Linked DNA regions of Homo sapiens: region 2 is linked to region 1. A link is an interaction called in ENCODE POLR2A ChIA-PET data of the cell type or tissue named here. Cell type or tissue: HepG2. All regions are shown on one strand.

What was found. ChIA-PET counts read pairs that join two places held together with the same protein. Peaks named below come from ENCODE experiments on the same cell type or tissue, not always from the same donor. Only the 100,000 strongest peaks of a DNase experiment are listed, where the experiment ranks them.
Region 2: POLR2A ChIA-PET joins it to region 1 with 27 read pairs; 13 of 35 experiments call an interaction of 5 or more read pairs at or near these places.

Annotation. Positions count from the first base shown.
Region 1 is chr5:173,822,245-173,827,244 of GRCh38, forward strand. No RefSeq gene overlaps it. Among named protein-coding and RNA genes, the nearest start is that of LINC01485, 34 kb to the left of the region's middle. RefSeq lists a cis regulatory region at 178-580. In HepG2, no CTCF peak of the experiment used is centred here; DNase peaks (open chromatin) are centred at 1,687, 2,107, 4,337, 4,927 and 2 weaker places; H3K4me3 peaks cover 2,436 bases.
Region 2 is chr5:173,764,462-173,769,461 of GRCh38, forward strand. All of the region lies in intron 1 of LOC124901138 (a long non-coding RNA gene), which reads right to left. Among named protein-coding and RNA genes, the nearest start is that of LINC01484, 21 kb to the left of the region's middle. In HepG2, no CTCF peak of the experiment used is centred here; DNase peaks (open chromatin) are centred at 160, 2,140, 2,630 and 3,711; H3K4me3 peaks cover 326 bases.

The DNA of each region.
Region 1 (5,000 bases):
TTTTTAGTAGAGATGAGGTTTCACCATGTTGGTCAGGCTGGTCTCGAACTCCTGACCTCGTGATCCGCCTGCCGCAGCCTCCCAAAGTGCTAGGATTACAGGTGCGCCTGGCCTCTTTTTACTTTTTTAATGTAGCTGCTAGAAAATGTAAAATTACATACGTGACTTGCATTATATGTATGGACGATGCCACCCTAGGAAGCTGACATTTTCCAGAAATCATCAGTGGCCTGATCTGTCAGCAGGTGTGTGTGTGTGGGTGTGTATGTGTGTGGGGGTGTGGGTGAGCCATTGAGGGGAGGCAGCACAGACCCAACAGTAGACATGCTACTTGGACTTGACACTGTAGAAGACAGAGAATGAGTCAGGCATTATGAGAAGCAGATTGGCCCGATTACATTGTTTAAATAACACCTCAAAGCAGAGTTGGGGAGGGACTAGACGTTCTCACGAAAAACAAAGCCACAAGAAGCTTTGTGGTGGAACAGAAAGAGGACAGTCACTAGGCTCAGGCTAGCCTAGTGGCTAAGAGTGTGGGCTCTGGAGTTTGAATCTTAGCCTTCCCACTAACTAGCTGTGTGAGCTCCAGTAAGTTACATAACAACTCTGTTTGTCTGTACAGTAAGGATCTATATCATTGGGTTGCTAAGAGGTATCTTAGTTTGGGCTGCAATAACTATACGGTTGATGCAAAAGTAATTACAGTTCTTGTGATTGAAACTAATGGCAAGCAGGGTGCAGTGGCTCACGCCTGTAATCCCAGCACTCTGGGAGGCCGAGGTGGGCGGATCATGAGGTCAGGAGATCGAGACCATCCTGGCTAACACGGTGAAACCCCGTCTCTACTAAAAATACGAAAAATTAGCCAGGCGTGGTGGCAGGTGCCTGTGGTCCCAGCTACTCGGGAGGCTGAGGCAGGAGAATGGCATGAACCCAGGAGGCGGAGCTTGCAGTGAGCCGAGATCATGCCACTGCACTCCAGCCTGGGTGACAGAGCGAGACTCCATCTCACAAAAAAAAAAAAAAAAGAAAAACAAAACAAACCAAACACACAAACAAACAAAAAAAACAACTAATGGCAAAAACTGCAATTACTTTTGTACCAACCTAATAGGTACCATAAACCAGAGAACTTTATTTCTCACAGTTCTGGAGGTTGGGAGCCTGAGGTCAGGGTGCCAGCATGGTTTGGCTCCAGGGCCCTGCTGCAGGCTGCAGATTGTTATTGTGTCATTGCAGGGTGGAAAGAGGAAAGAGAGCTCTCTGGAGTCCCTCTTATAAGGGCACTAATCTCTTCCATGAGGGATCCACTCTCATGACTCAGTTGTCTCCCAAAGGACCCATCTCCAAATATCACCACATTGGAGGTTAGGATTTTAACATACAAATCTGGGGAGACAGAAATATTCAGTCCATTGCGTGAGGCATAAATGTAGTTACATACGTTAAATGTTTGAAACAGCATCTGAATGGCCCATCTTGGTCGCACGCTCCTCTCTGATTTTGCCAGGAGGATATGGTCTTAGGATTGGATCAGCCTGGGTCTTGCACCCAGCCTCTGTGGACAGGCTATCTTGGTCTGCTATCCTAAGAAGTGGAGAGGGGAGGAAATGTGTCGGCCGACACAAACAGCAGCCACCCCTGTCTATTTCACCCTCCCGGCCCTATGACCTTGGGCAAATGACTCAATAGATCAGAAGAGACTCAAGTTATGCTTCTGTCAAAACTTCTGAGGGAAATGATGAGAACTGCACAATCCCCACCCCATACAAGGTACCCGACAAATGTTAATCCCTCCATTGGGCAAATGGAAGGCAATGTGGCCATGACTGGCAGCGGAGACCTGACTTTTGGCAGAGCCTAGTCAATTACCCAAGTTTGGGAGCTATCCTCTCTGGGGGCCAGATCATACCACAAACTTTCAAATCAATGTCAACAGGAAGGTCAGCTGGAACTTTCAGGCCAGGGTCTGGTGCGTGGGCCTGGGCCTGGCATCTGTTTAGTAAACATCCCCCAGCCTTCCTCTTGGAAGCCTTCCTTTACTCACTAAGCAGTTTTGGTCCAACCTGTTTTCCTTTTGTAGCTGGGATTTTGTAAGAGGCCAAATTCCAGGCTGGGGCAGGATAAACAAGATCGCATGGCTAATGATTGGTGAGTCTGCCTGGAATGCAATTTACCACAGAATTTCAGTGAAGGAGACTTTATCACCCCCTGGACTGTTTACAGGGAGGTTGTTAAAACAGGAAGGAGGTTCCAGGCTCTGCGGGGTAGCTGCCTGGCATTATTTTTCTTTGCCTTCTTTTAGGGAACAGGGGCACCTGCTATGAACTAAAAATTCTCTGCCTCAGTCTGCTTTACATGTAAAATCCCCTTGGTCAAAACCTTCCATTCATCTAACAAATTACAGCTTACAAAAGATTCTCAATTCTACCACTACCCCAGTTTGGCAGGTGGGGAAATCAGAGCTCAGAGCAGAGAAGTAACTTACCCAAGGACACGCAGCCAGGAAATGGCAGGGCCAGGATTAGAAAATTTTCCACAAAGTGAATCAGGCAATAATAGTGTTTGTGCTCCATCTTCTTCATCTGCAGCTAACCTTTCCCTCTGGGTGGGGATACGTGACTTGAATATAGTCTGGTGATGAAGGGATGAGAGGAGGGTCCCTTGTTCCAATGTGGATATTACCACAGTAGAGAAAGATTTTTCTTTTAACCCAGCTCAGAATTTTAGAAATTTGCATCCTTGACCTCACACTATCCCTTCTCTGTTCAAACAAACCCCTAGCCTCTCCAACTCCAGTGTTGGTGGCTCTCTTTCTAAAGGGTGTTGAGATAGACAGGTCAGTAAGGAGATTTGAGTCTGGCTCCTGGGATGGCAGCAATACTGATGTCTACACGACCTTTGGCAAATCACTAACTATCCGTCTCCGGGCCTGAGTTTTCTTTTCTGAACAAAGCGGATGTGAAGTCTAGATGAAGTCGGAAATCCCATCCATGCTTCTGAAAATTCTGCTTGTGGCTGCACCACTGAGGAGCAGGGGCCCGGGAAACGCCTGGCTCTAGTCTGCATCTTATGGCCCTGCCTTGCTGCCAGCATCCACAGGTCTCCCTAAGCCTTGGATGATTGGCCCCGGCTGCCCCGTCTGGTGAGCTCAGCGCAGCATTCGTGAGAACTGATGGTGGAGATAAAGATAGGCATGCTGAAATGAGGCACACTCTGCCTCTGCCCCCACACAGCCCTCCTCCCTCGAGACAGCTGTGGACCAGCCTGGGGGAGGACTGGTTGCCATCCTAGGATGAACAAAGCTTGGGGTGGGCAGGTTCCATTAGCTCATTCTCCTAATTATTCTGGCTGGTCATTGTTTCTCCTGATGAATTCCCAATTAGCACTGGGGAGCACAGCTTGGGTTTGATTCTGCCAGTTTTCCGGAGCCAGTTCTCAGCTATTTCTGGCTTGGCCAGACCTACGACCTTCCTGCTTCCATGCTAGCTGCAATTCAGGAATGGCCTCAGGGGCACTTACACGTTGCCACCATCAATGACAACACCGTGAAATTGGTCTCATTGTTGCCATTTCACACGTGGGGAAACTGAGGCTCAGTGAAGTGAAGAGGTTTGCCCAGCTTCCTACCACAAGTAAGTAAGTGGTGCAGGTGAACGCTGCCTTGCAGATTTTCAAACATGTCAGCCTTCTAGTCCAATCGTGGTCTTCATGTGATTCTCTTATGGCACCTAACTCACTGCTTTGCTATTACAGCACTTGAATAATTTAAAAACAAATTCTTAATTTAATAAAATCAATAAATAAACCTCATGATTTGTCTTCCCAATTGAAACCCCAGCTTCTGTGACATTCGGGCAATTTCTAAGCTAGCCAGAGAACCTCCTGGTCATGTTAGGAATAAGCAAAGCCGTTTGGGTTTTAATAACATGGTGAGAAAATAGTGTGACTTTAAAGTCCTTATTAGCCCTGGAATGCATTTTCCAAAGCAGGAATTAGCTGACACAGGCAGAGTGTCAGCTGGAAAAACAAGGTCTGGGTTAGGTGGCCCAGAAAAAAACCCGCTTTGGTGCCCAGAGCCTCCCATTGATTTCAATTGCTGGTTAGCATAGGCCAGCAGAACGATTGTCCCGTCGGTGAATGTGCCATTAGAAATGACCCCACCAGCTAATGGGGGTTTAAGAGTGGCTTGCTTGGTTCTTGGTATGGTTCCTGTTGTCATTTTTAGTAAGAAAATTACCTGTCTGTCATTCCCTTTAAACTTGCACGGTAATAATTAACCAGGCCCCAAAGAGAAGCTGGTTACCCTTAACCTTGGCTAGATGAAAGCTCAGTGACCCATTAAAGTCTGTGAAATCATTTAACTCTGAGCAGCTAGGGAGGTCATGTTGTAGCTGATATTTGGTGGAAAATGGATGTAAGAACTCACATTGGTTCATTATCTCACAATTTGCAGAGTTCAAGGTAACCTTGAGGTCATGAGCAAGGACTGTCACTCAGGCGTCAGCAAACCATGGCCCACTGGCCAAACCTGGCCCACCCCATACTTCTGTAAATAAAGTTTTATTGGAACATAGCCATACCCGCTCATATACATATCATCTGTGGCTGTTTTTGTGCTATAACAGTAGAGTTGAGTAGCTGTGACGAAGACCATATGGCTTGCAAAACCTAAAATATTCACTCTCCTACCCTTTACAGAGTTTGATGACCTCTGCCCTAATTCACAAAGGCCAAATTTGAATTCCGCATTAACCCCTTACTAGCTATGTGACCTTGGGCAAATGGTTTCACCCTCATTTTCTTCTTCAGTTTCTTCATCTGTTAAGTAAAGCTGATAAGAGCACCTATGTGGTAGATACACTAGAGCTCACCAACAACTTTTTCAGCACACATAATCTTTTGAACTTGGGCATGGACTGTGAACTTGGACTATGTGACTTGCCCTGACCAGGAAATATAAGGGGAAGTGGTGTACATCACTTCTAGATAGAAGCATT
Region 2 (5,000 bases), 58 kb before region 1:
TGATAGACAACAACCTACGTCATCTTTGGGGTCAAGCTATCAGAAATAGAGCCTCCCTTGCCCTCAGATGTCTCCGTGCTTAGCCTGGCAAAGCTATGAGTAAGTGTGGAGCTCATTACAGGAGCCGGAGACACTCTCTTGCTCTGCCTTGAGTCAGGCCGCCTGGTGTTGATGAGTCACCACCGCCTGCCCTGGCCCCCTGCCTACCAGGAGGCCACTACCGCCGGACATTTTTATTTTCCTTTGTGGGGAAAGAGTCTGACCTCTGTGCTCTGTGTCTCTATCCATATTCTGCCTGTCCCAGACAGAGGCAAAGGTTCTCTGCACAGCCCTCCTTTTTTCAGGGAAACTGTGGGGGTGAGGGGGCCAAAGAGGGGAATCTGAGCAGGTCTCAGGCATGCAGATAATACAGAGGTAGGAGCCTTTCGGGATTCGCAAGATGCTCAACCAGGCACCATCCATCACTGCCAAAAGCAGCTGTTATGCAAAGTAGCTTAATTGGCCTACAGGTTGGTTGAGTTTTAAACCCACGGATTGTACCAAGGCAAAGGAAATGAAAATATTTGACAGATTCTGGGTGGGGCTGTGTGGTTTACACAAACATAGAAGAAAAACATCTGGGGCTAGAATGGGCCTCAAACGACAAATGTTCAGATATATAGTAATATAATACACAAACATATATATAATATATATGTGCTTTGTGCGTGTGCGTGTGTGTAAGCTGAGAGGAAGCACGCAGAAATGCAAACATCAGCAGCTTTTGGATATCTATATCTATATATAGATATAGATCTATGGATATCCACTATATGTATCTGTAAATGTAATGTAATATGTTCAAAATACAATCCCATGGAAGGTTCCAGACAGAGGCTGGAGACTGAGCCGTCACCCTGGGATTGAAGACAACGTGACGGTTCATTCTCCAGAGTTACCTCACACCTGGATAAGTCACAGCCGGCTGTGGAGGTCATCACTGAGTTGTGTCACACAGGGAAAAATTCATTCATCCATTTCTTCGTAGAGTCTACAGTTGTTGTTTTGAGTGTCAGTTTAGCAATCAGAGGCCTGGCTTTGAATGGCTTCCCCAGGAATCTGGGAAACTTGGGTAACTTATTTAACTTCCTTGGGTCTCATTTTCCTAGTCTAGAAATTGGTGTCTATTTCTTGGTCTGGAGAGGATAAAATGAAGTCATAGAGGTGCCTGGCATATAACAGAACGTGGTTCATAATCATACATAATACGTAATCATGTATTACTTTTTTTGACACACTTCAGTTGAGCACATATTTTGCGCCAAGTCTTGTGCTAAACACCAAGGATATAGACTTGTTTGATTCATTCATTTCACAGATATTTGCTGAGCACCTACTACGTGCTTGACAGACACTGTGCTAGGCTCCCAGGCTGGCAAGGGAGACAGACATTCAAAAAACTACAAATAAGTAGTATAGGCAGCTCCTCCCTCGCTGACTGCCAAAGCTTTGAGATAAAGACATCAGGCAAGAAAGGGGCAAGAAAATGCACAAATACCAGAGGTATTCCTTTTCCCAAGTCTCCAATGTGGGAAGAATATAATTCCGGGACTACTGAGGAGGGGGTTTGAGTAGGCAGCAAGGGGTGATGTGGATATATGCATGTATGTGTGTCTGTGTGTGTGTGTGTGTCTGCACCCATTTCTGTGAGTGTGTAAAATGTCTGTGTATATGCGCCTGTCTGTGTATTTGCATGACTACACATGGAAGAGAGGCAGGTGTGTTTGCATGACTGTGTGTGTGTATTTGTGTGTGTGTATCTGTGAGTCTGCACGTGTGTCTCTGGGGATGTGTGGGTGTTTTGTGTGTTTCTATACACGTGTGCCTTTTGATATGTCTTTCAGTGTGTCTACCTGTCTGCGTGTCTCTCTGTGCCTGTGAGTGTGTGTTGGTGTGTCTGTGAAGGTCTATGTGGGTGTGCCTCTGTGGGTGTGTGGCATGACTTGTCTCCTTTTCTGTCCTCAGTCGTTTCTGTGGAGCTGATCTAGCTTGTCCTTCAGAACAAAGGGAACTGACAACGTCAGTGGCTTGGGCTTTATCTCCCAGCCTGCCATCCTGTCAGAGGAAATGAAATGTACTTGGCACAGTCTGCTCCTTATGATGTCATTCTGGCTGTGACCTGCACATTCCGCTCTCCTAGGTATTTGTCTTTTGATTGCTTAACGAATACCTGCCAAAGATCAAGAGAACACGAGTGTGGGTTTTTTTTTTTTAAAGAATCATAGCTGCGGCCGGGTGGCTCATGCCTGTAATCCCAGCACTTTGGGAGGCCGAGGCGGGCAGATCACGAGGTCATGAGATCGAGACCATCCTGGCTAAAACGGTGAAACCCCGTCTCTACTAAAAATACAAAAAAAATTAGCTGGGCGTAGTGGCGGGCGCCTGTAGTCCCAGCTACTCGGGAGGCTGAGGCAGGAGAACGGTGTGACCCCGGGAGGCGGAGCTTGCAGTGAGCCGAGATAGCGCCACTGCACTCCAGCCTGGGCGACAGAGCAAGACTGTCTCAAAAAAAAAAGAACAAAAAAAAAAATCATAGCTGCATGGAATGTTAGCTGTCCATTTTCTTTGCTGTGAACTTGGGAGCCATGGTAAAGAGACAGCTTTGGCTTTGCAGTGGTGAGAGCTCGGTTCAAGTCTCCAGTCTGCCCCTTCAAAAGCTGTGTGACCTTGGAGAAGACAGTTTAGCTCTCTGAGCCAAGATTCCTTACCTTATGAGAAGGTTCCTTGGAGGGGCAAATATAACAATAGATGAAAACGTTTTCAGAAATCCACAAAGTCCTTAAATCATAGGATGTCAAGGCAAGGGGGCCCAGAGGGAGGACCCTGGGCGCAGATGTCAGGGAGATGTGGGTTTGGGCCCTGACTTCTTCCTTTCCTCAACATACGACACTGAGCAAGTTCCTGGACCTCTCTGAGCCTCAGATTGTCCCTCTGTTAAATAGGATAGCATCATATATAAAGCACTAAGGCAATGTGCTGGCCAATGTGAGGGCCCCTAAAACGGGAGCTGTTAACATTTTTAATACTACAAAGGGGCTGACAGCAATATTAATGTCTGCCCACTTTCACACTTTCAGTGAGTGTAGCAAATTAAACCTCTGCAAGCGCAGGTATAATGAATGCATAGTGTGACAGCAGTGATTTACTATCTCTCGTTTTTACTATTTCAAGATGCAACCTCAGCAGAGTGTTCTTGGCATTACCGCATTCTTGGCAAGCACCTTGCGTTTCATCTAGAACTCAGAGGCTGTTCTAGTTGCAGAGAGGAGCTGAGAACAAGGTGGCCTCTGGCCTACAGTGGTCCAGGCCAGCTGGCTGGGTGGCAGACTTCCCTAGTACCTGTCCCCAGTCTCTCCAACTGGATCCTTTCTACATGACGTCTTCACCTTCAGCAAAACCTCAAATCCCCCTTGTCTTTGAAGATGCTGTTCCCCCTGCCTGGAATATCCTTGGCTGCCACTCGACCCTTCAGCCAATCTGGGCTTGGATCCAGGTTCCTGTGCCCAGGCTAAGGCAGATATCCCTGCTCTGTGTCCCCAGTGCACCCTGCATTCACCCCACTGTGCATGACGTCCAGGGCATTTGAACCGTCTGCTTCTGTGCCTGGCCGCCTCCCAGAGGGTGCCCTCCAGGAGGTCAGGGACAGGGTATCCAGCAGTCCTCGGTGGATGTTTGCAGAGCAAGCACACAGAGATCATTCGTTTTCTGCCCCCACACCCTCCAGCAATACCTTCACATATAAATATATTCAGTTCATCCGAACTAATTCTGACAACCATTTGGCTTAATAGAAGAGATTTCAGAGAGCTGTGCCTCCTCTGTGGCTGCTGATGTTGGTTTTGAAGCAGATGGGTCTGTCTCCCTGCATCTGCTTGTTTTCAACAACTGCACCACGCAGGCCAGAGGACAAAAGGTTCCCAAGTCCTTGAGTAGCTTCAGCCTGAGTGTCAGGTCTAGCATGTGGGTTTGCCGTGATGGCAGTGGGCATCCATGTGGCTTGACGGCCTCCGTTTTGGAGAGTGGTTGGCAAGTCAGGCTCTGGGATTGGACTGCCTGAGTTGCAAGCCTCAGTTCTGCCACTTGCTAGCCATATGATGTGGGTGAGGTATTGAGCCTCTTTGGGCCTCAGTCTAATCATCTGTAAAACGGGGATGTGTAATAGTACCTACTTGCCCTGCTGGTTTTTGTTGGAATTAAATGAGATCAGTTGCTGGTGTAGAAAGAATATTTAATGAAGTTTTGCTAGTGTTACTATTGTGTTGCATTTGTACCCAATGGTAGTATCAGACCAGGACCTCCACTCTGACTGTAACAGAGACTGAGCGTCTGGCTAGACACCCTGCCTCCATCCTGCCAGAGCTGGTTTCCCAGGGCTAGATGTTGGAATTACTCTACAATTTCAGATGGATCTTTTTATGATCATGAAGCACCCTCAAGGAGAGATAGATAGTTCCTCTGTGTCTGAGAAGGGTTCTTGCCTTTCTCTCACTTAATAGCAACCTGGCACACCTAGTTGGCAGTCTACTTGGCACTTTGCTTACCTCATGGTATAGTACAGGGGTCAACAAATGACAGCCCTAGGGCCAAATCTGGCCCCTTGCCTGTTTTGTTAAATAAAGTTTTGTTAGAACACAGTTCATTTATGTGTTGTCTGTGGCTGCTTTAGCAATAAAATGGCAGTGTGGAGTCGCTATGACAGAGACCACAGAGCTTGAAAAGCCTAAAGTATTTTCCATCTGGCTCTTTATAGAAAAAGTTTGCCAACCCCTTGTGTAAAAGTAAAGGATTAAAGGTTTATTTCGTTGAGCAAGACAGAAACCTGAGCACCATTCCCACCTCTCTGCTCTCCCTCAGCCCTGACGCTGGTTGGCCACCAGATTACTTTGCCTCATTCTATCTCATGCGACTAATCTCCCATCGCTTCCTCAAATACCACTGCTCAGTTCAGCCCTGTCCCAACT